Regions from separate parts of the Homo sapiens genome. Here region 2 is linked to region 1. Evidence: read pairs that join two places in POLR2A ChIA-PET (ENCODE). Cell type or tissue: B cell. All regions are shown on one strand. Each heading gives the region's core, and the rest is flanking DNA. Links, peaks and the distances in the headings are about the cores only. Region 1 holds the start of LOC124903530 (a long non-coding RNA gene). Region 2 overlaps CSPG4 (chondroitin sulfate proteoglycan 4).

Region 1 (11,750 bases), core at 4,194-8,193:
TGATATTAACACACATGATTTTTCAATATTGTCTAACAAAATGTGTCAAAAATTGGATGATCTGCATAACTCTATCAGTACTTTCCAAATGACAAATGCATAATGTTACAGAACTACACTCACATAAAAGATTCACTTAAGGTACAAGACAGGGCTGAGTATAGTGGCTCATGCCTGTAATCCCAACACTTTGGCAGGTAGAGGTGGGAGGATCACTAGAGGCGAAGAGCTGGAGACCGGCCTGGGCAACATAGCAAGACCCCATCTTTATTTTAAAAAATAAAAAATTAGCCAGGTGTGGTGGCACACACCTATAGTTCCAGCTACTAAGGAGGCTGAGACAGGAGGATTGCTTGAGCTCAGGAGTCTGAGGTTGCAATGAGCTATGATCAAGCCACTGTACCCTAGCCTGGGTGACAGAGTGAAACCCTGTCTTAAAAAAAAAAGTGGGGGGACAAGAGAGAGCAATGGCTTTTGTTTTGTTTTGTTGTTTGAGACAGAGTCTTGCTCTGTCACCCAGGCTGACGTTCAGTGGCAAAATCTCGGTTCACTGCAACCTCTGCCTCCCGGGTTCAAGCAATTCTTGTGCCTCAGCTTCCCAAGTAGCTAGAATTAGAGATGTGCATCACCAAACCCAGCTAATTTTTGTATTTTTAGTAGAGGCGGGGTTTTGTCATGTTGGCCTGTCTAGTCTCAAACTCCTGGCCTCATGTAATACGTCTGGCCTCAGCCTCCCAAGGTGCTGGGATTACAGGCATGAGCCACGGCGCCCAGCCGGAACAATGAGTTTTAATGTAACAGTATGAATATGTCATTGCTATGGTTTCAGATTCTACATTGCTTTGAGAAACTGCTGCTTGTCCAGTCGATGTGCTATCAAAGAATACCCACAAAAGGCTATTTAAAGTCTCTTTTTTCTAACTACATATCTTACTGACATGAATTTTCTTCACATACTCCAACCAAAACAATGTATTCTGATAGATCGAATGCAGAAACAGATATGAGAATGAAGATTTTTCAATTAAGTCAGATATTAAAGAGATTTGCAAAAATGCAAAACAAAGTCATTTTTCTCACTAAATGTTTTTGTTTTGGAAAGGATAGTTACTTTTTACAAAACTGTCATTTATATTAACATATAATTGCTTTATTGTTGTTATTTCCTTTCTTTTTTTTTTTTTTGTTTTTGAGACAGGGTCTTACTCTGTTGCCCAGGCCGGGGTGCAGTGGCACAATCTCGGCTCACTGCAACCTCCGCATCCTGGGCTTAAGTGATTTTCCAGTCTCAGCCTCCTGTGTAGCTGGGACTACTGGCACACACCACCACCACACCTGACTAATTTTTTTGTGTGTATATATATATATAATTTTTTTTTTGAGATGGAGTCTTGCTCTGTTGCCCAGGCTGGAGTGCAGTGGCACCATCTCGGCTCACTGCAAGCTCCGCCTCCCGGGTTCACACCATTCTCCTGCCTCAGCCTCCCAAGTAGCTGGGACTACAAGCGTGTGCCACCACACCCAGCTAATTTTGTGTATTTTTAGTAGAGACGGGGTTTCACCGTGTTAGCCAGGATGGTCTCGATCTCATGACCTCATGATCCACCAGCCTTGGCCTCCCAAAGTGCTGGGTTTACAGGCATGAGCCACCACGCCCAGCCTAATTTTTGTATATTTTGTAGAGATGGCATTTCACTATGTTGGCCAGGCTGGTCTCGAACTTCCGAGTTCAAGTGATCAGCCTGCCTTGGCCTCCCAAATTGTTGGGATTACAGGCACGAGCCACCTCGCCTGGCCTATTGTTATTTCTAAATGAATTAATATGTAAATATTTTTTAAATTTCTTAGCTTTAATTTCTGATAACCCTCATTAATGAAAATGTTTTTGGGGACACTGAGTAATTTTTAGAGTGTAGAGGGGTCCTGAACTTTGAGGGGTTCTTCAAACGCAGAACTTTGAGAACCACTACAAAACAGAGTGAATTAACTTTCCATCCCACTACACAATCTCAGCCTGCTGAGACAACTACTGTGGTCAGTGTACTATGTACCCTTTCCTATATTGTATGCCTTTATACCCAAAAGGTATCCACAATTTATTTATTTTTATTTATTTATTTGTTTGAGACAGGGTTTCGCACTTGTTGCCCAGGCTGGAGTGCAATGGCATGATCTCGGCTCACTGCAACCTCTGCCTCCCGGGTTCAAGTGATTCTCCTGCCTCAGCCTCCCAAGTAGCTGGGATTACAGGCATGTGCCACCACACTCCACTAATTTTTTGTATTTAGTAGAGATGGGGTTTCACCATGTTAGTCAGGCTGGTCTCAAACTCCTGACCTCAGGTGATCCACTCGCCTCAGCCTCCCAAAATGCTGGGATTACGGCGTGCACCACCGTGCCCGGCCAGGTATTCACAATCCTGTACCTGGCTTTTTTCCGTAGGAAAAGAATAGACCATGGAACCCAGCCCATATCAGCGTACATACGACTGCTCCAAGTTTTCCTGGCTGGATTGTGTGCCTATTATATGGACGCAATGTAATCTATTCAACCATCCTGCTGCTGCTGGACATTTAGGTTGGTTCTCATTTTTTAACAAGTTCAGGCCCAGCGCGGTGGTTCACGCCTGTAATCCCAGCACTTTCGGAGGGTGAGGCGGGCGGATCACAAGGTCAGGAGATCGAGACCATCCTGGCTAACACGGTGAAACCCCGTCTCTACTAAAAATACAAAAATTAGCCGGGCATGGTGGTGGGCGCCAGTAGTCCCAGCTACTTGGGAGGCTGAGGCAGGAGAATGGCATGAACCCAGAGGTGGAGCTTGCAGTGAGCCGAGATCACACCACTGCACTCCAGCCTGGTCAATAGAGCGAGACTCCGTCTCAAAAATAAACCAGTTCAAACAATTATGTAATGAACATCCTTGGAAAAGTTTTAAGCAGGTAAGTGATAGGATCAGATTTGCTTGTTTAAAATGTCACTCTGAATATGTAAGCTGCTGAAATCTGAACAAGATCTATGGATTGTATCAATATCAATTTCCTGGCTGTGGATATTGTACTATTGTGCAAGATGTTGCCACTGAGGAAATGAGAAGGAAACCAGGTGAAGAGTACATGGAATCTGTCTATATTATTTCTTATAATGCATGTGAATCTATAATTATCTCAAAATAAAAAATTTAATTAAAAAATTGAGGCCCGGCATTGTGGCTCACGCCTGTAATCCCAGCACTTTGGGAGGCTGAGGCAGGTGGATCACCTGAGGTCAGGAGTTCGAGACCAGCCTGGCCAACATGGTAAAACCCCTGTCTCTACTAAAAATACAAAAAATTAGCCAGTTGTGGTGGCAGGCACCTGTAATTCCAGCTACTTAGGAGGCTGAGACAGGAGAATCACTTGAACCCAGGAGGCAGAGGTTGCAGTAAGCTGAGATTGCGTCACTGCACTTCAGCCTGGGAGACAAGAGCAAAACTCTTGTCTCCAAAATAAAAAAGAAAAAAAACACACGTATTAGGATAATTAGTATCAAAATAACAGAAAATAACAAGTGTTGGCAATAATGTGTGAAAACTGGAATGCTTCTGCACTGCTGGTGGGAATGTAAAATGGGGCAGCTACTATGGGAAACAATATGGAAGTTCCTAAAACACTAAAAATAGAACTATCCTATGACCCAACCATCTCACTTCTGGTTTTACAGCCAAAATAATTGAAAACAGGATCTCAAGGAGATATTTCCACACTATGCTTACAGCAGCACTAGTTGTAATAGCCAAGAGGTCAAAAGCAACCCAAGTGTCCACTGACAAATGGATAAAGAAAATGAGGTATATACATACAACGGAATATTATTGAGCCTTAAAAAGGAAGGAAATTCTGACACATGCTACAACATGGTTGAACCTTGAGAACATCTTATTAAGTGAAATAAGCCAGTCCCCAAAACACAGATACTATGTGATTCTACTTACATGAGTTGTCTATAGTAGTCAAATTCATAGAAACAGAAAGTAGAATAGTGGTTGTCAGGGGCTGGGGAGAGGGAAATACAGAGGTGTTAGTTTCATGGGTATAGTTTCACTTTTGCAAGCTAAAAAAATTCCGGAGAGCTCTTCCATAACAATGCGAATTTAACTAACGGTACTTAACTCTATACTTAGAAATGGTTAAGATGGTAAATTTTGGCCAGGCACAGTGGCTCACGTCTGTAATCCCAGCACTTTGGGAGACCAAGCCAGGTGGATCACTTGATGTCAGGAGTTCGAGACTAGCCTGGCCAACATGGTGAAACCCTGTCTCTACTAAAAATACGAAAATTAGCCAGGTGTGGTGGTACACGGCTGTAGTCCCAGCTGCTCAGGTGGCTGACGCAGGAGAATTGCTTGAACCCAGGAGGCAGAGGTTGCAGTGAGCCGAGTTCACACCACTGTACTCCAGTCTGGACAACAGGGTGAGACTCTATGCAAAAAAAACAAAAAAAAAAAACAACAAAAAAAAGGAAAGGGGAGCCAGGCATGGGTGTGGTGGCTCACGCCTATAATCCCAGCACTTTGGGAGCTGAGGCTGGTGAATCACCTGAGGTCAGAAGTTTGAGACCAGCCTGGCTAACATGGTGAAACCCTGTCTCAACTAAAAATACAAAAATTAGCTGGGCGTGGTGGCGCATGCCTGTAATCCCAGCTACTCGGGAGGCTGAGGCAGGAAAATAGCTTGAACCTGGGAGGCGTAGGTTGCAGTGAGCCAAGAATGCACCATTGCACTCCACCCTGTGCAACAAGACAAAACTCTGTCTCAAAAAAAAAAGATGGTAAATTTTATCTTATGCATTTTTTTACCATACACACAAACAGACAAAACTAGAGGAGAGCTAGTTAAAAAAAAAAAAAAAATCACTCTAGCTGCCACTAGGTTTGAAGGGGCTCTGCTAGTGGCAGGAAAGTCTCCTAGCAGGATGTTCTTTTGTCTTGATGAGAAGTGCTGGGGCATGAACAAAGGCAGTGCCCTGGATCCCCAAAGACTGTGAAAGATTGAATTATTTGTCCCTTGTAATATAATTATCCACCCACATCCTTGCCATGGTGGACAGAGAATACTTTCCCACCTTTTGATTTTGTGTTTGGCCATGTGACTTGCTTTGGCCAGTAGGAAACTTGTGAACCTGACATGAGAAGTTTTGAAATGTGCTTGCTCAGTTGGACATGCCTTCTCATGCTGCAGTAATCTGCCATGACAAGAACGTGCCCCATATAGCTGCTGCTCCTTCCTTCTGGGTCCAGGAATGAGTCTCCAGGAACAGGCCATAATCCCTGGGTAGCCGCTGGTCCCAGGAGAACGAGGGACATGCCGAGCAGATCTGAACTCAGCCTGCAGCTTGGAGTCTAGCCTCGATCAACCAAGGTACGATTCAATTTCAGCTGAATTGTACAGCTGACCCACAGGTCATGAGCGTGACAATAAAGGATTATTGTTTGAAGCTTCTGAGTTGTTGTGGTTGTTGTTTCATACAGCACAACGACCCATTTTAGAATGGCACTTAGTAGGCTTTTACAACCTCAACCATTGTTCTGCTGATAGCAAAGCTTTCCATCCAGCAATACTCAACATCCAAACACAGAAGACATGGCAAAAGCAGGGGGGAGTGCTGAGGTGGTTAAGTTCATATACAGAGTGCTGGTGAAAGCACAGGGTGAAGAATCCCTGGGGGTCACTTCCTAGATGGGAGCACAGTAGCCTAATACCTTAGCTGTAGCTTCATCAGTATGTTGGTATGGATCGCTGTAGGAACACGTGATCAACAGCTCTTAGCATCATCTTTTTGGAGTGACTTGAGTCTTGTGATTGAAATGATTCTATTTCTTACTGGTTGGGATTATTTAGTGAAGACACTGTTTGGAACAGATATTATCATTATCCTGTTCCTGGGCCTGTAACCCCAGCACTTTGGGAGGCTGAGGCAGGCAGACCACAAGGTCAGGAGATCGAGACCATCCTGGCTAACACAGTGAAACCCCCTCTCTACTAAAAATACAAAAAATTAGCCGGGCGTGGTGGCGGGCGCCTGTAATCCCAGCTACTTGGGAGGCTGAGGCAGGAGAATGGCGTGAACCTGGGAGGCAGAGCTTGCAGTGAGCTGAGATCGAGCCACTGCACTACAGCCTGGGTGACAGAGCAAGAATCTGTCTCAAAAAAAAAAAAAAAAAGAAAGAAAGAAAGGAAAGGCAAGGAAGAAAAGAAAGAAAGAAAGAAGTCACTACTTTATCATATAAAAATCAATAATAAGTCATTAATGGAAATTATAATCCAGTTGGTGTTTTCTATTTCTTCAATTATAATTTTTTCTTTTTCTTTTTTTTTTTTTCTTGAGACAGGATGTTGTTTTGTCACCCAGGCTGGAGTTCAGTGGTTCAACTATAGCTCACTGCAACCTCAAACTCCTGGGCTCAAGTAATCCTTCTGCCTCAGTCTCCTGAGTAGCTGGAACTACAGGCGTGCACTACCATGCCTGGTAATTTTTTAAAATTTTTGTAGAAACAAGGTTTCACTTTGTTGCCCACTTTGTTAATCTGGAACTCCTAGCCTCAAGTGATCCACCCGCATCAGCCTCCCAAAGCACTGGGATTACAAGTGTGAGCCTCCATTCCTGGCCTCATTTTCTTTTTTAACAGGTGTTTGAATTAATATACAAATAAAGTCTATAAATAGGGCTTGGTTGATAAATCTTAAAACCTGCAAGTTTCCCCTCCGTCTCTTTTTGTTTTGTAATACTGTTTTGTTAAGGAAATTGGGGGATTTTTTTAATTTTGTTTTTGTTTTTTGGTTTTTTTTGGAGACCGAGTCTTGCTATCACCCAGCCTGGAGTGCAGTGGCGTGATATCGGCTCCCTGCAACCTCAGCTTCCAGGGTTCAAGTGATTCTCCAGCTTCAGCCTCCCGAGTAGCTGGGATTACAGGCGTGTGCCACCACACCCAGCTAAATTTTGTATTTTTAGTAGAGACAGGGTTTCACCAGGTTGGCCAGGCTGGTCTCGAACTCCTGACCTCAAGTCATCCACCAGCCTCAGCCTCCCAAAGTGTTGGAATTACAGGCGTGAGCTACCGCACCAAGCTGGAAACTAGGTTGTTTATCCTTGCAGTTTCCCACAGTCTGAATTTGGTTGATTGCAACCCTGTGGTACCATTTAACATGTCTTCTGTCTTCTGTATTTAGTTAGGGAGGCTTGAACAAATTCACGTCCAACTATTTTTTTCAAGACCACCTCCTAGATGGTGATATGTGCTTCCATCAGGAAGCACCTAACTTCTGGTTGTGTCTCATTTTGCAACATCTGCAGCCATGGATGATCATTACTTAAATTCATGAGGAATTGCAAAATAGTGACATTATAACTGTATTATTTCTTATTTTATTAACCTGCATATTTCTACAAAGTGAAACTTGCCCTCATTGATTATTTAGTTATCCTGAGAGATAGATCATATGCAAAAGACATGACAAATATTTAATGCTTTCCCTTTATTTACCAGCTGCCTAGCATCCCCCTAAGGTGAAAAACTAGTTATTTTTAAATATGTGTGAATCAGTGGATTTAAACATGTCTGATTGGTGTCAATCCATTGCAGTTATTAATCTTACTGGTGCTCAAAAAATCTCGCCTTTGGCTGGTGGAAGTGTATTCAGGTTGGCTCCTGTCTCCTTTTGACATGACCCGGGGAGTGTTTCATAGCATCCTATTTTATATGACAGGATATTTATGACTCATTCCTTATATCTCCTGTCCCCAAAATGCCCAGAGGCATTTTTCATCTGGATTGCTTGAAGGTCAGTGATGGCAGGAGGTAGGCTGACTCCCAGTTTGAAGACTTACAGAGCTACATGGACAGTGATGTCACTTGCAGATGTGGGGTCGACATTGAGGTTGGGGGACCAGAGTGGTCAAAGAAGACTGAGAGGGTAGCGGAGTGAGGGCAGACATCTCTGGCCATCCTGCAGGGCCGTGGGGACTTTAGCAGTGCAACTCCCGTCCACAGTAAGGGTGATGGCAGTTGCTGCAGGTGGCCACGGGAGGCTAAAGGCAATGGTACTACGAAGGCCCCAGGCATCTTCAGGCTTCCACATGGTCCATGGCACAAGTCACCACAGACCGCCCAAACCTGGGTTCACTTTCCTCTCTTGGCGCTTGTGCATGAGAAAGCTCCTGTCTTCTCCAAACATGGGTTGGCCCAAAAGAGAGATGTGTGTCCCCTTGTTACAGTCTGCTCAGCCTGCTAGTATAACACCCCAGCCCCCCCATACACACGCCTTTGTGCCTTCACCCCTGCACCATAAAGCACATGTACTCCATGCGTAAACACGTTTACGTATACGATGGTGTGCAGCTGCCCACTCACACGCACACATGCAGTGGTGTAGAGAAGGAGCCTTGGCGGTGCACTGTGGTCAGGAAGGCCTGCACTTGAACCTCCTTCGCTAGGCCATGGGTCTCTGGACCTCAGTTTACTGATCTATAAAACAAGATGTTGGCCTTAATGTCCCTCTGTCCCCAAGGTCCCTGTCTGTCCATGCTGACAATAAGGTTCTAAGTGTTTCAAAGTATATATTCACTCATAGAAACTCTGGGGACAGCCCCTTCCAAGCCTCCCCTAGTCCCCGTACCCACACATTTTAACCAGAAGAAGCCCTATACCTGGAATGCCCAGCCTTCAGGTTGCAACTTGCTTTTCACCTTGACTACAGCACCCGAGGAGACAGAAATGCTCACTGGGTGGCCCCCCCAGGCTGGGGTACTAGGGGGCAGGTGGCTCTGGCTTGGTACCCTCCTTAGGCCTGGATTTCTACCCACTTCCACAGGGCTCCAGCGGGGACAGTAACCAGTCTGCAACGGCAGTGGGCTCTCCCAGTTTGCCTCCCAGTTAGGATTTGCCAACACTGGCCATCTAAGGCCTACTGGGGTCCTTGCAGGTTTCCTGGGGGGATAGGAAAGCTCTGTGTGCTGACTGCCGCCCTGCTGGCCTGCAACCCTGAGCTCAGCTTACCCACTGCAATCGGCTGCCAAGGGGCACTGGATCTCAAGTGCTACTCTATATGAGTGTGTGTTTTGGGAGAAGTACTAGGGAAGAAGGGAAGGCTTTTTTCCATAGAAAGGCATGCGATGTAGTAAAAGTGGGGAAGCTTTGGACACAATCCTGGCTCAACAACTTATTAGGGGTGTCTAATCTTTTGGCTTCCCTGGGCCACACTGGAAGAAGAAGAATTGTCTTGGGCCACAGATAAAATACACTAACACTAATGATAGCTGATGAGCTTAAAAAATTTTGCCAAAAAAATTTTTATTTTATTTTATTTTATATTTTAGTTTTTGAGATGGAGTCTCACTCTATTGCCCAGGCTGGAGTGCAGTGGCACGGTCTCAGTTCACTGCAACCTCTGCCTCCCAGGTTCAAGCAATTCTCCTGCCTCAGCCTCCCAAGTAGCTGGGACTACAGGCATGCACCACCACGCCTGGCTAATTTTTTGTAAAAAAAAAAAAAAAAATTATAATATTTTAAGAAAGTTTATGAATTTGTGTTGGGCTGCATTCAAAGCCATCCTGGGCCGCATGTGGCCCGTGAGTTGTGGGTTGGACAAGCTTGACGTAAATACTATGTGGCCTTGGCCCCTTTCCAGGCCATGGTTTCCTCTTCTGTGAAAAGGGAACCAGTGGCTGGGAAAAGGGAACCAGAAGCCGAAGTGGGAGGATCACTTGAGCATAGGAATTTGAAATCAGCCTGGGCAACACAGCAAAACCTTGTCTCAATTTTAAAAATAAAAAATATATGAAAAAAGGGAACCAGAGTGACTATTTTAGGGTAGTTTTGAGAATTCACTGACATAATGCCTATAAAGCCACAGCAGGTGTCAGCCACACAGTAGGTGTTGAAAAGCTGGGAGCTGCTGCGTTGCTGCTGTCATTATTGACTGGCCTGTTTTTCAAAACAGGGCACAAAGTGAGTTATGGGAGCTCCAGAAAGGAATGCTTGGTTTCAATACTTAGCAAATAATAACAAAAAGAATATTGAAGTATATATAAACATTTTGAGGCCGGGCGCAGTAGCTCACGCCTGTAATTCCGGCACTTTAGGAAGCCGAAGTGGGAGGATCACTTGAGGTCAGGAGTTTGAGACCAGCCTGGCCAACATAGCAAAACCTTATCTCTACTAAAAATACAAAAATTAGCCGGGCGTGGTAGCACGCGCCTGTAGTCCCAGCTACTCAGGAGGCTGAGGCAGGAGAATCACTTGAACCCAGTAGCAGGAGGTTGCAGTGAGCCAAGATCGTGCCACTGCACTCCAGCCTGGGCGACAGAGCAAGGCTCCATCTCAAATAATAAAAATTTAAAAATAAAGTATATGTAAACATTTGAAAACAATGACCATTTATTTCTCTATCTGGAAATATGCAGACTAGCTGAATAGAGAAATCCCTTCCTAAAAATGCTGAATGAAATACCAAAAATGTGTGTGTGAAAGCACAGATAAAAGGGTGTTAAACAGGGAATCAGTCAGAAGCCAGAATAACAAGAGCATGACCCCATCAGGGTGAGCCTGCACCGGGGCCTGTGCTTTCTGAGACCCTGGGATGTAAATGGCCAGTGTGCCAGGCACCTCCTGGGCACCACTTCAGTCTGCTTGGCCCCAGTTCTGATTCTGGCCACTGCTGAGGTGATGAGTGTTCTGTGGGCCTCATGCAGGTGCTGCCTCACCTTGGGCACATGGGGCCCACCCCTCCCTTCCTGTCTGAGTCTCACTGACCCCACAGGGCAGATGCTCTCGGGAATCCCCTGAACCATTATGCATGCGCAGACCCCAAGTTCAGGGGAGTTCATGTCTGTGAGGCCACTCTTGACCAATGATTGACACAAGCAAATACTCATTGTGTCTTTTTTGTATCTCCCATTTCATAAGACTCCTTGGAAGATCCTATGGAATCAAGCACCTATCAGAGGTCCCCTTAAATAATGCGACCTTGTCCCGGGCTTCCCTCTTTCTTTCTCTCTCCAGCCCTCACTCCTACTCCCTGGGATTACTTCCAAAGTTAATTACACAAAAACCTTTGTCTGAGGCTTTGCTTTTAGGGGAAACAAAATGAGGAAAGAGAAGAAAAGACCTGAGGTCTGGTCCTGGGAAGTAGGTTATCAAAGATTTCCTTTCTCCCCCAAATTTGGGACTTCTCAAAAGCCAGTGCCCTAAGGGAGAAATGGGGAGAAAACAACTCAGCCACAGAAGACTTTGCCGTACCCACTTAGCTGTGCTGGAGAGGTAACACAGGCTAAAAAGAAATCCAGTAAAATGCATAACAAGCTGATATTCACACAGAGAAAAGCCCAACATCATATTCCCTATGTGATTGGAAAAACACTAAGCCAAAAACAATTTTTAAGTGGATCTGAGTTGGAAGTACCCCTAGGCGCCTGGCAAAAGCAAACAAAAATCCTTTCTGGAAGAATATATTTTAAACACAGATTCAAAGACTTCCCACAAAGAATTTCAAGGAACATAAGTTCATAATTAAACATCAATAAACTCAAAAAGAAACAAACCACAAGGGCATGAGTCAGCAGAAACAACGAATAACAAGATGAGACCCACAAATACTACATAAAATAGAATGATGAGATGCAGGATAGAAAATAAGTGTTTCAGGCCGGGCGCTCGGCTGTAATCCCAGCACTCTGGGAGGCCTGGGCTAGAGGATTGTTTGAGCCAGGAGTTCA
Region 2 (11,750 bases), core at 3,700-7,699, 570 kb before region 1:
GGAGGGGCTGCCAAACCGCCCAAGGAGAGCAGATGCTTCCCTCCCCTCCTCGCTGTCCCCCCCTCCTCGCTGCCCCCTCCACCCGGCCCTGACAGAAGAGTCCCAGGGGACAGGAAGGGAAAGAGTGTGTGTTCCCCAGGCTGGGGTCCAGCTCTCACACCCTCCTCCCACTGGGGCCATTGGCAGATGCTCCACTTCCGATTCACAGGCAGCAAGCAAACCCACCACGCCTCTCTGGGTGCACACACGGTGCATGTGCCCTGCTGACACCCACAGCCCCTAGCTCTGGAGCCACACCCACAGGAGCTTAAGTCCCAGCCCTGCCGCTGCTCCACAGGCTAGCACGGAGGACTGCCCTCTCTGAGCCTCAGTTTCCTCACCTGTAACATGGGAGATGCCTCCCAGGAGCCCTGCTAGGGCTGGGGGGCTGTGCAGGCCCAGTGCCAAGTGAGGGTCCTTCACTCTTCTCTTCCCTGCCAGAAACCCTACCCCAGCCTGGGTCCACTGAGGTGAGGGTCCCAGGTCCTCTAGGGCCAGGAAAGTGGGGGAAAGGAGGGTACGGATGGAGCCTGGAAACCCACCCATCTCCCTGTCCAAGAGGGAAGATTATAAGGCAGGGAAAAGCCTCTTGGAACCGCTCCCCACCGCAGCCACCCCACCCTCCTCGCCTGAGGCCTGGGGAGCAGCAAGACTTCCACAAAGACACCATTGAGGCCCCGCTTCCTCCTCCCCCGGCCCAGCCCTCCCGCCTGGGTGGACTCTGGGCTGCTTCTTCCCTCAAAACCTCTCATTTCCCCTCCTGCTTCCTCTGTGCTCCACAAGGCCCCAGGGTTGGGACATGTGGCTGGGAGCCCAGGGTGCAGCCCCTATCAGCCTCTGTGGACCAAGCTCAGCTTCTCCCACCCCACCTGCCCCTGCTTCCACTCATCTTCCAGACGGGTTCCCTCAACTGGAAATGTTCCCCAGCACATGCCCCTCTACGTGGGTGACTCAAAGCGCTTGGTTAGAGGATGGTAGCTGAGGCCAGTGACCAGGGTCAGGGCCCAGCCAATAGCTGAGGAAACTGTTTTCCTCCCTGGCCCCCTTGGCCTTGCAAGGGACCAGAAAGGCAACTAAACAGAAGGTCAGCTGACCTGAGTGTGTGTCTCTTGGCTCAAGAGTTTTTGGTGCTGCCCTGACCCCGACAGAGGTCTCTGCAGCATTTAGACGTGGAGGCAGTCACCTGAGCAGGTGCCTAGCACTCCAGCACCCCACTGGGATAAAGCAGTGTCTCCTGAGATGATGGCTGCTGTTGTAAGCTCCATGGGATTTGGAACTAACCTACTGTTGTCCGCATTTCGGTAGCTCACGGGACAGGAGAGGAGCAGGCAGTCCTTGGGCCGCGGGGATGGCCCTGGGTGGTGGAATCCCAGTCTGGAAGCAGCCAGGAAGAGTTGCTAAAGAGCAGTGAGCCCTGAGGGGTCTGCAGGTGTGTGAGCGTCTCCCAGGCAGCCCACCCTGGCCAGTGATGAGCCTTCTAGGCCTGGGCCCTGGTGACCCCAGTGTCATCACTGGGCAGGTCGCTCCCCTTAGTCTGACCTTAAGTCTCCCCTGTAACCTACCCCCTTGTTACCCTCAGAGTAACAGGGTTGGGTGAAGGTGATAGCTCAGTGTGGGTGGCTGAGCCTTGGGGAGTCTGCTGGGAGGAGGTTTGAGAGGGGCTCACCCCTGAGTAGGCACACCAGACAGCTTCTCCCTTGCCTGAGGAGCCCAGGGAGACCAATGTGCTGGGGAGGGGACCCCCAGTTATGTCTCGGTATCCAGGGCCCACAGTGGGGCCAGACCAGGGACCCAGCGCACCCCTTCCTCGCCTGCCTTGCCGCCACACACGTGTGTACATGTGACACTGACCCACATTCCTGCACACACTCACCCATGCCCTGCCTGCTTGGTTGGAAGTAGATTGGTGGCGGAAGTAAAATCGGGGAGTCCCTTGGAGGTGCAAGGGGAGGGGAGGGGAACTGACCTGAGGTCTAGAGGGCCAGGTGACCTCAGGGAGGGTCCGCTGCTGGGGAAGCACACCTGGCCCGTCCATGCTCTCACAGAGCCGGCATTCAGCCCCCAGGTGGGCCACGACCACCCCCCGCCCCACCACATACACACCTATGAGGGGAGACAGAGAGCCCTTCATCCCGGCCTTGGCCCTCCCAGAATACCCCATCCCACAGCCCCCTCAGACTCCCTCACCCCTGCCTGCCCAGACCTGGAGCCAGGATCTCCCGCCGTGGTGCCAAACCCCGAGGGGCGGTGATGGAGAAGTCTGGCTTCGTCTTGGAGCAGGGCCCTCCCTCCCCAGCAGGCTGGCTGGGCATCCCCTCCTCACTCCTGTGCACAGCAGCAGGCTTGCTGCCAACATCCCGCCTTCTCTGTCTCCCTCGAGTTTTCCTCCTCCGTCTCCTTCCTCAGGCCTTGGTCTGTATGTGAATCCAGTCTTTATGGAGGAGGGCATCTTGATTTCTCCTTCTCAGTTTTAATAACTTTCTCCCATGTTAGCTGTCTTCTTCCATTCCCATCACTGTATTGCTGTATTTGTGATTGAGTGAATGAATGAATGGGTCTCTATTACGCATTCCACCTCTCACCTCCTGCTCTGTCTCTGTGGCACTGGGTGTCCCTCCCCCACATACAGATGTCCAGGTCTCCTGCCCTCACCCTCAACTACGGGCCCAGGCACTCCCCACGGGCCAGCAGCTCCGGGCTCCCAGAATTTCTCCCTTATAAAGTCAGGCAGCAGCAGACACCCAGGAATGCTGCTGCTCCCATGACGCAGCCTGGCTGTGGGGCTGCCCCCAGGCAACCAGGAACATGGCGGGAGTGGGGCACACAGGGATCCATTGCCAGAGAGTGGGGTACAGTGGGGGTGCCTGGGTGGGTAGGGCTCACACGGGTGGTGCTGGGACCTGCTGGATCTCTTTCTGCTTCTCTTCGTCAAATCGCTTCTCCTCTGGAGCCTCAGTTTGTCTGTCTGGAAGGTGGAAGCTGAGTGCCCTGCAGCAGGCTTGAGCTACAGAGAATGCTGATGCTGTGGGACTCAGCACCCATGGAGGGTGGGGCCCCAGGCCGGGGCCCTCCAGACTGTCCTAGAGCAAAGGGTGATGTGCCCAGGGACAGCCAGGATGGGGCAGAGGGAAGAGGGAGCCAAAGAGCTAGGGGGAGACCAGGGGGAGCAGAGGCAGAGCCTGGCAGCAGGGATGGCCGGAGGCGAAGGAGAGATGGGGCAGATACAGGGACACAGGCAGCCTTCTGAGGACTCAGAAGGAACAGAGCCCACAGCAGCCCTCAGCCTGGAAGAGGCATCTGTGCCTGAGACCCGGCCCTGGCCTGGCTGGGGAAGGTGGGGCCCTGGCCGGGGGAGGCGGGCCTGATGGGCAGAGATGTTCCCCTCACAGCGACTCCTTGTCCCCGGAGCCTGGTGTCAGACAGAGGGCTGGGTGTCAGGCTGGAAGCCTCAGGGGCCCATCCACACTCCTCCTAGTAGTGCCTCCGGGGAGCCCGGAGATGCCAGCGCAGCCCTTGCCCTGACAGAGGGGGCTTGCTGGGGACCTTGACCGAGGTTTCCTCTAGCCCCTGAGAAGGGACTTGGCAGGGAAGGAAACAGGCTTTTTCTGTGCCCCCAGGCCTAGATCTCAGGAAGAAGGATGGAGCCACCCCACCCTCAGGCCCAGACAGCAGTGCCCTGTTTATGGGGAGGAAGGGTGGGAAGCCTGAGGATGTACCCACCTTTAGCAAACCTCTCTATGGGCGCTGAGCAGGAGGGGCAGGAACCCTCCAAGAACACACAGCCCCTTTCATGGAGCCAGGCCCAGCCAAGTAATGGCAGGCGGGCACCGAAGGGCAGGACAGGCCCGGGCACAATCATTGCTCTGTCCTGGCAGCTCCCGGCCCACACACGCGCACACACACACAAACACACAGCCTTACGCAAACCCAAAGCACACCCCCAGCAGCCACCCACATGCTTGCGCACACACAAATACACATCTATTAATATACAGCCCTGGACGCCCACTGACGCGCCTTCCAGAGAGAGAAACCCATACACGCAGCACTCTTCCTGCCCCTCCCACGGGCCCCCAGACCTGTGGGGCATCCTGCTCCTCTCATGCCCAAGGCTTGGCACCTCCAGGCACCCCATGCCATTAACCTTCCCCACATCCATATGGACAGCAAACTCCTAGATCAGGGAGAGACCCCCAGGACTAATCCCCACAGTCAGGAGGGGGAAGGGGTGGGAGGGACTGTGCCCATTTTACAGAATGGTGACACTGAGGCCTGAAGTGGGCCCCTTCTCCTGGCTCAGAGGGCAGCCCATGGGGCTGCTACAGGTTTGGTCTGCTGTTTTGATGAATCATGGGTCCTCTTGACCCAGGAGAATCAACGGCAGGTCTGATCCAGCCTGTGCCAATGTCTCCCCACAACCTCCTCCATCCCCCCGCCCCAGTCACGCAGCCGAGCCTAGCTTGACCCATTCTACTTTTCCCTCTACTTCTCTTCCTTCAAGTTAGCCAGAGGCTTTAGCGGGTGATGGAGCAGAAACCCTCCTAGCCCCACCCAAAGGGGACCTGTGTACTTCCTGCCAGTCTCACTCGGCCTTGCTGCTGTCCTCTGAGACTGCCTATTCCTCCCTCTCTGTGTCTGTACACCACCGTGACCTCCTCCAGGAAGTCCTCTGGATTGACTCCTAGCTTATTACATCTTAATTCTGCACACCCTCTCCATTTGAAGCCCCTCTTCAACTGCCCCCCCACCACCTCCAAGACAGGGATTCTGAGTTCTTGCAACTGAAGCCCCTCAGAGAGTGTAAGAGGGGCAGAAAAAAGGAGACCAGGAGGTGGAGGGAGTGGCGCTGTCAGAGTTTCCAGAGCCCTGGCCAGCAAGGCCTCAGAGGCCTCTGTTGGGGTGGGGGGCTGCCTGGCCACGCGCTCCAGCAGCACAAGACAGCCTGTGTGAGCCCCTCCCGCTCAGCCCCACAGGAAGCAGCAGGGCCCAGCCCCTCAATGGACCCATTCAGACCCCAGCGCTCTGGAAAGTACCTCTACTTCCTGCCACCCTCCCACTCTGGCCAAACAGGCTCTACTCTCCTCTGCTGGGAGGGGGCTGCAGGCAGGTGGTTCAGTGGTTAGGGCCAACCATCTAGTTCAGTTCCTGCCTGGCCCAGAGCCCTGATGTTGACCATGACTTGGCGGGTCTACATATACCTTTAGTGCAAGGGTGGGTAGGGGCAGGGACATGTGCCCCCTTCTCTGTGGGTGCTGGATAGGTAAATGTTTAGCAATGGGCTTTCTTGGGGAGGGGGAACCCTGATTTGCAGTATTTGCCTCTTTTCCTGGTATAAATGTTCTCACTGTGGGCAGTATCACCTGGCTCTCAAAATTCCTGAAAATTCAACAGTAGACTCCTGGCAGCTGCTGTCAGCCGCTCCAGCAGGTGACGGTGGTGGCTCTATCCTGCAGGGCCATGTGCCCCCACCCCTTGTGCTATGGCCTCCCTCACTTTAGTGTGCTGTGTTTTGCTCTTAGGAATCAATGTCTTTGCAGATAAGGCACCCCGGTAGGTGGCCGCCACCTGCAGTTCCCTGGTCTGTCCCTTGCTGGCGCCAAGCTCTGCTGAACCAGCTGGGCCGCCCCCGCGCAGATGGTCTGCAGGGCTCCCTTGATTCCCGTAGCTTCCCAGACAAGGTGCTGGTATTGCCAGCAGTGCTGGCAGGAGGAGATAACTAGAGGGGATTTAACTCAGCCCAAGGGGTTCTTACGGGATCTTTCTTGGACATCCCTCCCAGTGGGGCTGGCTGCCCTTAGGGTGTACAAGTCTCCGACTCCTCCAACGGCTGAAGCTGCTTACTCAGGCGGATGGCAGCTGGCTCAGGCTGGCCAGGGACCAGCACATGGGGCTGGTGCCGGATTATCCCTATCAAGGCCGTCAGCCTGTGCTCGCTCTCGGGTTTGAGGGAAGCCCAACAGGAATGAATCACCGTTTTTAACCCGTGTTTCTCTACCCCCCAGCCCTGGACATCTGCAGGCAAAGTCAAAGTTATATTTGGCTCTTATCACCACAAAAGGCATGGACCAGAAATTGTGGCAGCGGGTTGGAAGTCAGGGAGGCTAATCTGGGGAAACTGACTGGAGGAAGCAGCAATTCAAAAGAGGAGGAGTCCCAGTATGGGACAGAACGGGCCCTGCATAGGAACCACTAACCCCAGGCAAGCCCAGACATGGCCTTCTGCCTGGGGAGGCCCTCTTTGGCCTGCCCAGCAGACCCTCAGCCCCTCCCAAGCCCTGTCTTCAGCCTCAGCCTGCGTGGTGGCCTGGGGAAGTTAGGAACTCAGCTGTTCTCATCCCTGGTTCCTTGGCCACGGTGGAAACAATGGGGCCGGATCTGACTGCTCATCGGGGACTGTGAATAGCTCTCCAGCAGGAAGCAATAGCAAGGGTAATGGAGGAAGTGTGGGCCCACTTTGGTTTGACACTGCACATGGTCCCCATCTGGCCTCAGAGCCTTTGCTCCTTGGCAGACTCAGGCCAATAAGCTCCTGCCCCGACGCTCAATGGCAGCTGGAAGAATGGCCTGAGAGAGAAGCGGGGATAGGTGGGCCATGCTGACACCACCCCCAGATCCCAGTCGTGGCCTCAGCCAACCCATGGAGGCGGGGCATGGCACAGCAGGCGCTGCACAGGAGCCCAAGCACAAGGGCACTTAGGAGAAGGAATCTGAGCAGGGATCAGTCTGGACTGGGGGTGATTCTCCAGAAACTCCATTCCTTGGGGCTGTGACCACCAAGCCAGATGGTCAGGCCAGTTGCGGTTCCCTTTGGGCTGGGTCCAGGAGCCAGACCCACGAGGGAGACTCCTCTGGGGCCCAGGGGAGGCGAGTCAGAGCTGGCGGAGGCCTCTGGCTCCAGGAACCTCCAAGGAGGAGACCTGAGTTGCTGGGAATTTCTGGGTCTGACCTCCTGTAAATACAAGATCTGGGCTGGACACAAGGTGAGCCTGTGCCTTCTGGTGCCAGGACCAAGAAGATGCTGGGACCCGGGCAGTGCTCAGAGGCAGCACCATACAGCAGAACCATGAGGGTGCGCCAGCACGGACCCCTTTCTGCAACCCACCCGTCCCTCTTTGCGGCACCTCGCCTCCTCCAGGCAAGAGTCTGAGCCTTGACCACAGCTCCCTCTCTCACACAGCTTCCTTCTTCGGTGAGAACCACCTGGAGGTGCCTGTGGCCACGGCTCTGACCGACATAGACCTGCAGCTGCAGTTCTCCACGTCCCAGCCCGAAGCCCTCCTTCTCCTGGCAGCAGGCCCAGCTGACCACCTCCTGCTGCAGCTCTACTCTGGACGCCTGCAGGTGAGTGACGTCCCCCTGAGATCTGGGCGGGATTCGGGGTGGGATTCCTTCTCTAGCTTTGAGTGAACCCCAGCTGGCTGTGTGACCTTGTGTAAGTCACTTTTATCTTGGGGTCTTAAGTTCTCCACTGTGGGATGGGCAGCAGCAGCCCAGAAATGGTAAATCCTTCATGAACTGGCTCTGCCCACTGGCTCCCTCCAACCATGTTTCCCGCCACAACCCCTCGCTGGCCCTTTGTGCTCTGACAGCCCTGAACTGCTTTCAGTTCCTGGCCATCTTACAGTCGCTTGCTGCCAGGCTCTTGATGCACACTCCTTCTGCCAGGTGTGCGCCTCTCCCGTTCCCTGCACATGCCTAACTCCAGCCTCTCCTTGAAGTCTCAGTGTGGGCATCCCCTCCTCCTGGGCTAGGCCCCCTCCTGAGCCCCCATGACCCCTGTGCATCCCGGTGGCACTGCACCAATTTCTCTGCAGCACCATGGTCTGTCCACGACAGTAACAGCACCAGTACTGCCTCAGCTTCCTCATTTTTCCATTTCATCCTTCAAGACACCACAAGCTTTGTTAGCAAGGAGTCTTGTGGCTTTTTTGAGTCTTCCCCTAAACCATGAAGAGTTTAAGAACCCAGGGTCTTATTCCGAATTTGTGCCAGGCTGGGTGCAGTGGCTCATGCCTATAATCCCACCACTTTGGGAGGCCAAGGTGAGAAGATCACTCGAGCCTAGGAGTTCAAGTCTGGCCTAAGCCACACAATGAGTCCCCATCTCTATTTTTAAAAGAAAAAAATAACCGGACGCGGTGGCTCATGCCTGTAATCCCAGCACTTTGGGAGGCTGAGGCGGGTGGATCACCTGAGGTCAGGAGTTCGAGACCAGCCTGGCCAACATGGTGAAACCGTGTCTCTAATAAAAATACAAAAAAATTAGCCGGGCATGGTGACACATGCCTGTAATCCCAGCTACTCAGGAGGCTGAGGCAAGAGAATCACTTGAACCCAGGAGAAGGAGGTTGCAGTGAGCCGAGACCGCACCATTGCACTTCAGCCTGGGCAACAAGAACCAAACTCCGTCTCAAAAAAAAACAAATTTGGGGCAGCCATCTCCTTCCACACCCCATGGGGAGAGGACTAGGGCTTGGTCAGTCTGCTGCTTTCACTGTTAAACACCAGCGTGGTGCAGGCTGGTGCTGATGGCTGTCCAGTTCTGTAGGTACAATGATGCCACACCCCTACAGAGATGCTCCATACCAGGACTCCAAAATTATAGTTCTTAGTGCCCTGGTTCTGCAGTTACCATACTCTGCCACCTCCCATTCTACCATCTGGGAGCACCGTACCAGAGCCATTTCTGCTGTCAATGTCATGGAGACAGAACTATGTCCTTCATCTCTCCCCAAGATCTCCTTCCACCCCAGGTCAGGGAGCTTTTTTTCAGAACACAGAGTATTTAAATTTTAATTTAAAAATTAGCCTATTCCTGAACAGTGAGCCTGGCTGCCTTCAATGACCCCAAGAAACTTTGCTCTGTTGAAGGGGACTGATCAAGGGATTCCCAGTTACCCATTATTCCAAAGTTGAAATCCAGATTCCAAGACAATATTTCTGGCACCTCTCACTCAAGGAAAGAGGGGAAGAATTTAAAAACACAGGTTGGATTTCTAGGAGAGCATCTTGCTGTATGTCAGTTCCTTGTGGGCGAGGACCACATCTGATTCATATCAGGGTCCCCAGAGCCCATCCAGCCCTGGCCCAGAGTTTCCTTTGGTGAGTGTTTGGAGGATGAATAAAGAGATGGCAGGACGGCAAGAGGAGTGGCACCAGAGGCTCTTGTCCTAGGTTTTCCACTCTGGGGCCCCAAGTGTGGGGAACTCACTATGCTTTTTTTTTGTTTGTTTTTTGAGACAGAGTTTCGCTCTTGCTGCCCAGGCTGGAGTGCAATGGCATGATCTCAGCTCACTGCAACCTCCACCTCCCGAGTTCAAGCAATTCTCCTGCCACAGCCTCCAAAGTAGCTGGGATTACAGGCATGCGCCACCATGCCCAGCTAATTTTGTGTTTTTAGTAGAGACAGGGTTTCTCCATGTTGGCCAGGCTGGTCTCAAACTCCTAACCTCAGGTGATCCGCCTGCCTTGGCCTCCCAAAGTGCTAGGATTACAGGCATGAGCCACCACTGCAATCACGCCCGGCTCTATGCTTTTATAAGGGAAATGATGGATCCAAAGTGCTGTCCACTATCTCCCACTCCCCATCTCTCTTCAGGTCAGACTTGTTCTGGGCCAGGAGGAGCTGAGGCTGCAGACTCCAGCAGAGACGCTGCTGAGTGACTCCATCCCCCACACTGTGGTGCTGACTGTCGTAGAGGGCTGGGCCACGTTGTCAGTCGATGGGTTTCTGAACGCCTCCTCAGCAGTCCCAGGAGCCCCCCTAGAGGTCCCCTATGGGCTCTTTGTTGGGGGCACTGGGACCCTTGGCCTGCCCTACCTGAGGGGAACCAGCCGACCCCTGAGGGGTTGCCTCCATGCAGCCACCCTCAATGGCCGCAGCCTCCTCCGGCCTCTGACCCCCGATGTGCATGAGGGCTGTGCTGAAGAGTTTTCTGCCAGTGATGATGTGGCCCTGGGCTTCTCTGGGCCCCACTCTCTGGCTGCCTTCCCTGCCTGGGGCACTCAGGACGAAGGAACCCTAGAGTTTACACTCACCACACAGAGCCGGCAGGCACCCTTGGCCTTCCAGGCAGGGGGCCGGCGTGGGGACTTCATCTATGTGGACATATTTGAGGGCCACCTGCGGGCCGTGGTGGAGAAGGGCCAGGGTACCGTATTGCTCCACAACAGTGTGCCTGTGGCCGATGGGCAGCCCCATGAGGTCAGTGTCCACATCAATGCTCACCGGCTGGAAATCTCCGTGGACCAGTACCCTACGCATACTTCGAACCGAGGAGTCCTCAGCTACCTGGAGCCACGGGGCAGTCTCCTTCTCGGGGGGCTGGATGCAGAGGCCTCTCGTCACCTCCAGGAACACCGCCTGGGCCTGACACCAGAGGCCACCAATGCCTCCCTGCTGGGCTGCATGGAAGACCTCAGTGTCAATGGCCAGAGGCGGGGGCTGCGGGAAGCTTTGCTGACGCGCAACATGGCAGCCGGCTGCAGGCTGGAGGAGGAGGAGTATGAGGACGATGCCTATGGACATTATGAAGCTTTCTCCACCCTGGCCCCTGAGGCTTGGCCAGCCATGGAGCTGCCTGAGCCATGCGTGCCTGAGCCAGGGCTGCCTCCTGTCTTTGCCAATTTCACCCAGCTGCTGACTATCAGCCCACTGGTGGTGGCCGAGGGGGGCACAGCCTGGCTTGAGTGGAGGCATGTGCAGCCCACGCTGGACCTGATGGAGGCTGAGCTGCGCAAATCCCAGGTGCTGTTCAGCGTGACCCGAGGGGCACGCCATGGCGAGCTCGAGCTGGACATCCCGGGAGCCCAGGCACGAAAAATGTTCACCCTCCTGGACGTGGTGAACCGCAAGGCCCGCTTCATCCACGATGGCTCTGAGGACACCTCCGACCAGCTGGTGCTGGAGGTGTCGGTGACGGCTCGGGTGCCCATGCCCTCATGCCTTCGGAGGGGCCAAACATACCTCCTGCCCATCCAGGTCAACCCTGTCAATGACCCACCCCACATCATCTTCCCACATGGCAGCCTCATGGTGATCCTGGAACACACGCAGAAGCCGCTGGGGCCTGAGGTTTTCCAGGCCTATGACCCGGACTCTGCCTGTGAGGGCCTCACCTTCCAGGTCCTTGGCACCTCCTCTGGCCTCCCCGTGGAGCGCCGAGACCAGCCTGGGGAGCCGGCGACCGAGTTCTCCTGCCGGGAGTTGGAGGCCGGCAGCCTAGTCTATGTCCACCGCGGTGGTCCTGCACAGGACTTGACGTTCCGGGTCAGCGATGGACTGCAGGCCAGCCCCCCGGCCACGCTGAAGGTGGTGGCCATCCGGCCGGCCATACAGATCCACCGCAGCACAGGGTTGCGACTGGCCCAAGGCTCTGCCATGCCCATCTTGCCCGCCAACCTGTCGGTGGAGACCAATGCCGTGGGGCAGGATGTGAGCGTGCTGTTCCGCGTCACTGGGGCCCTGCAGTTTGGGGAGCTGCAGAAGCAGGGGGCAGGTGGGGTGGAGGGTGCTGAGTGGTGGGCCACACAGGCGTTCCACCAGCGGGATGTGGAGCAGGGCCGCGTGAGGTACCTGAGCACTGACCCACAGCACCACGCTTACGACACCGTGGAGAACCTGGCCCTGGAGGTGCAGGTGGGCCAGGAGATCCTGAGCAATCTGTCCTTCCCAGTGACCATCCAGAGAGCCACTGTGTGGATGCTGCGGC

The links. Peaks named below come from ENCODE experiments on the same cell type or tissue, not always from the same donor. Only the 100,000 strongest peaks of a DNase experiment are listed, where the experiment ranks them.
Region 2: POLR2A ChIA-PET joins it to region 1 with 5 read pairs; 1 of 35 experiments calls an interaction of 5 or more read pairs at or near these places.

Annotation. Positions count from the first base shown.
Region 1 is chr15:75,123,409-75,135,158 of GRCh38, reverse strand. LOC124903530 (a long non-coding RNA gene) reads right to left here and starts at 4,223. Exons shown (of 2, transcript XR_007064721.1): 1 at 3,973-4,223. RefSeq lists enhancers at 3,714-3,963, 4,134-4,193, 4,234-4,423. In B cell, for the core only: no CTCF peak of the experiment used is centred there; no DNase peak of the experiment used is centred there; H3K4me3 peaks cover 255 bases.
Region 2 is chr15:75,688,700-75,700,449 of GRCh38, reverse strand. CSPG4 (chondroitin sulfate proteoglycan 4) reads left to right here. Exons shown (of 10, transcript NM_001897.5): 2 at 7,217-7,380; 3 at 9,638-11,750. Among named protein-coding and RNA genes, the nearest start is that of CSPG4, 18 kb to the left of the region's middle. RefSeq lists silencers at 36-85, 216-305, 5,828-6,122 and enhancers at 1,593-2,340, 5,017-5,106, 5,707-5,856, 5,340-6,089, 6,839-7,589 and 1 more. In B cell, for the core only: a CTCF peak has its summit at 5,651 (motif pointing left); DNase peaks (open chromatin) are centred at 4,019, 4,609, 5,099, 5,649 and 1 weaker place; H3K4me3 peaks cover 1,528 bases; H3K27ac peaks cover 1,358 bases; H3K27me3 peaks cover 395 bases.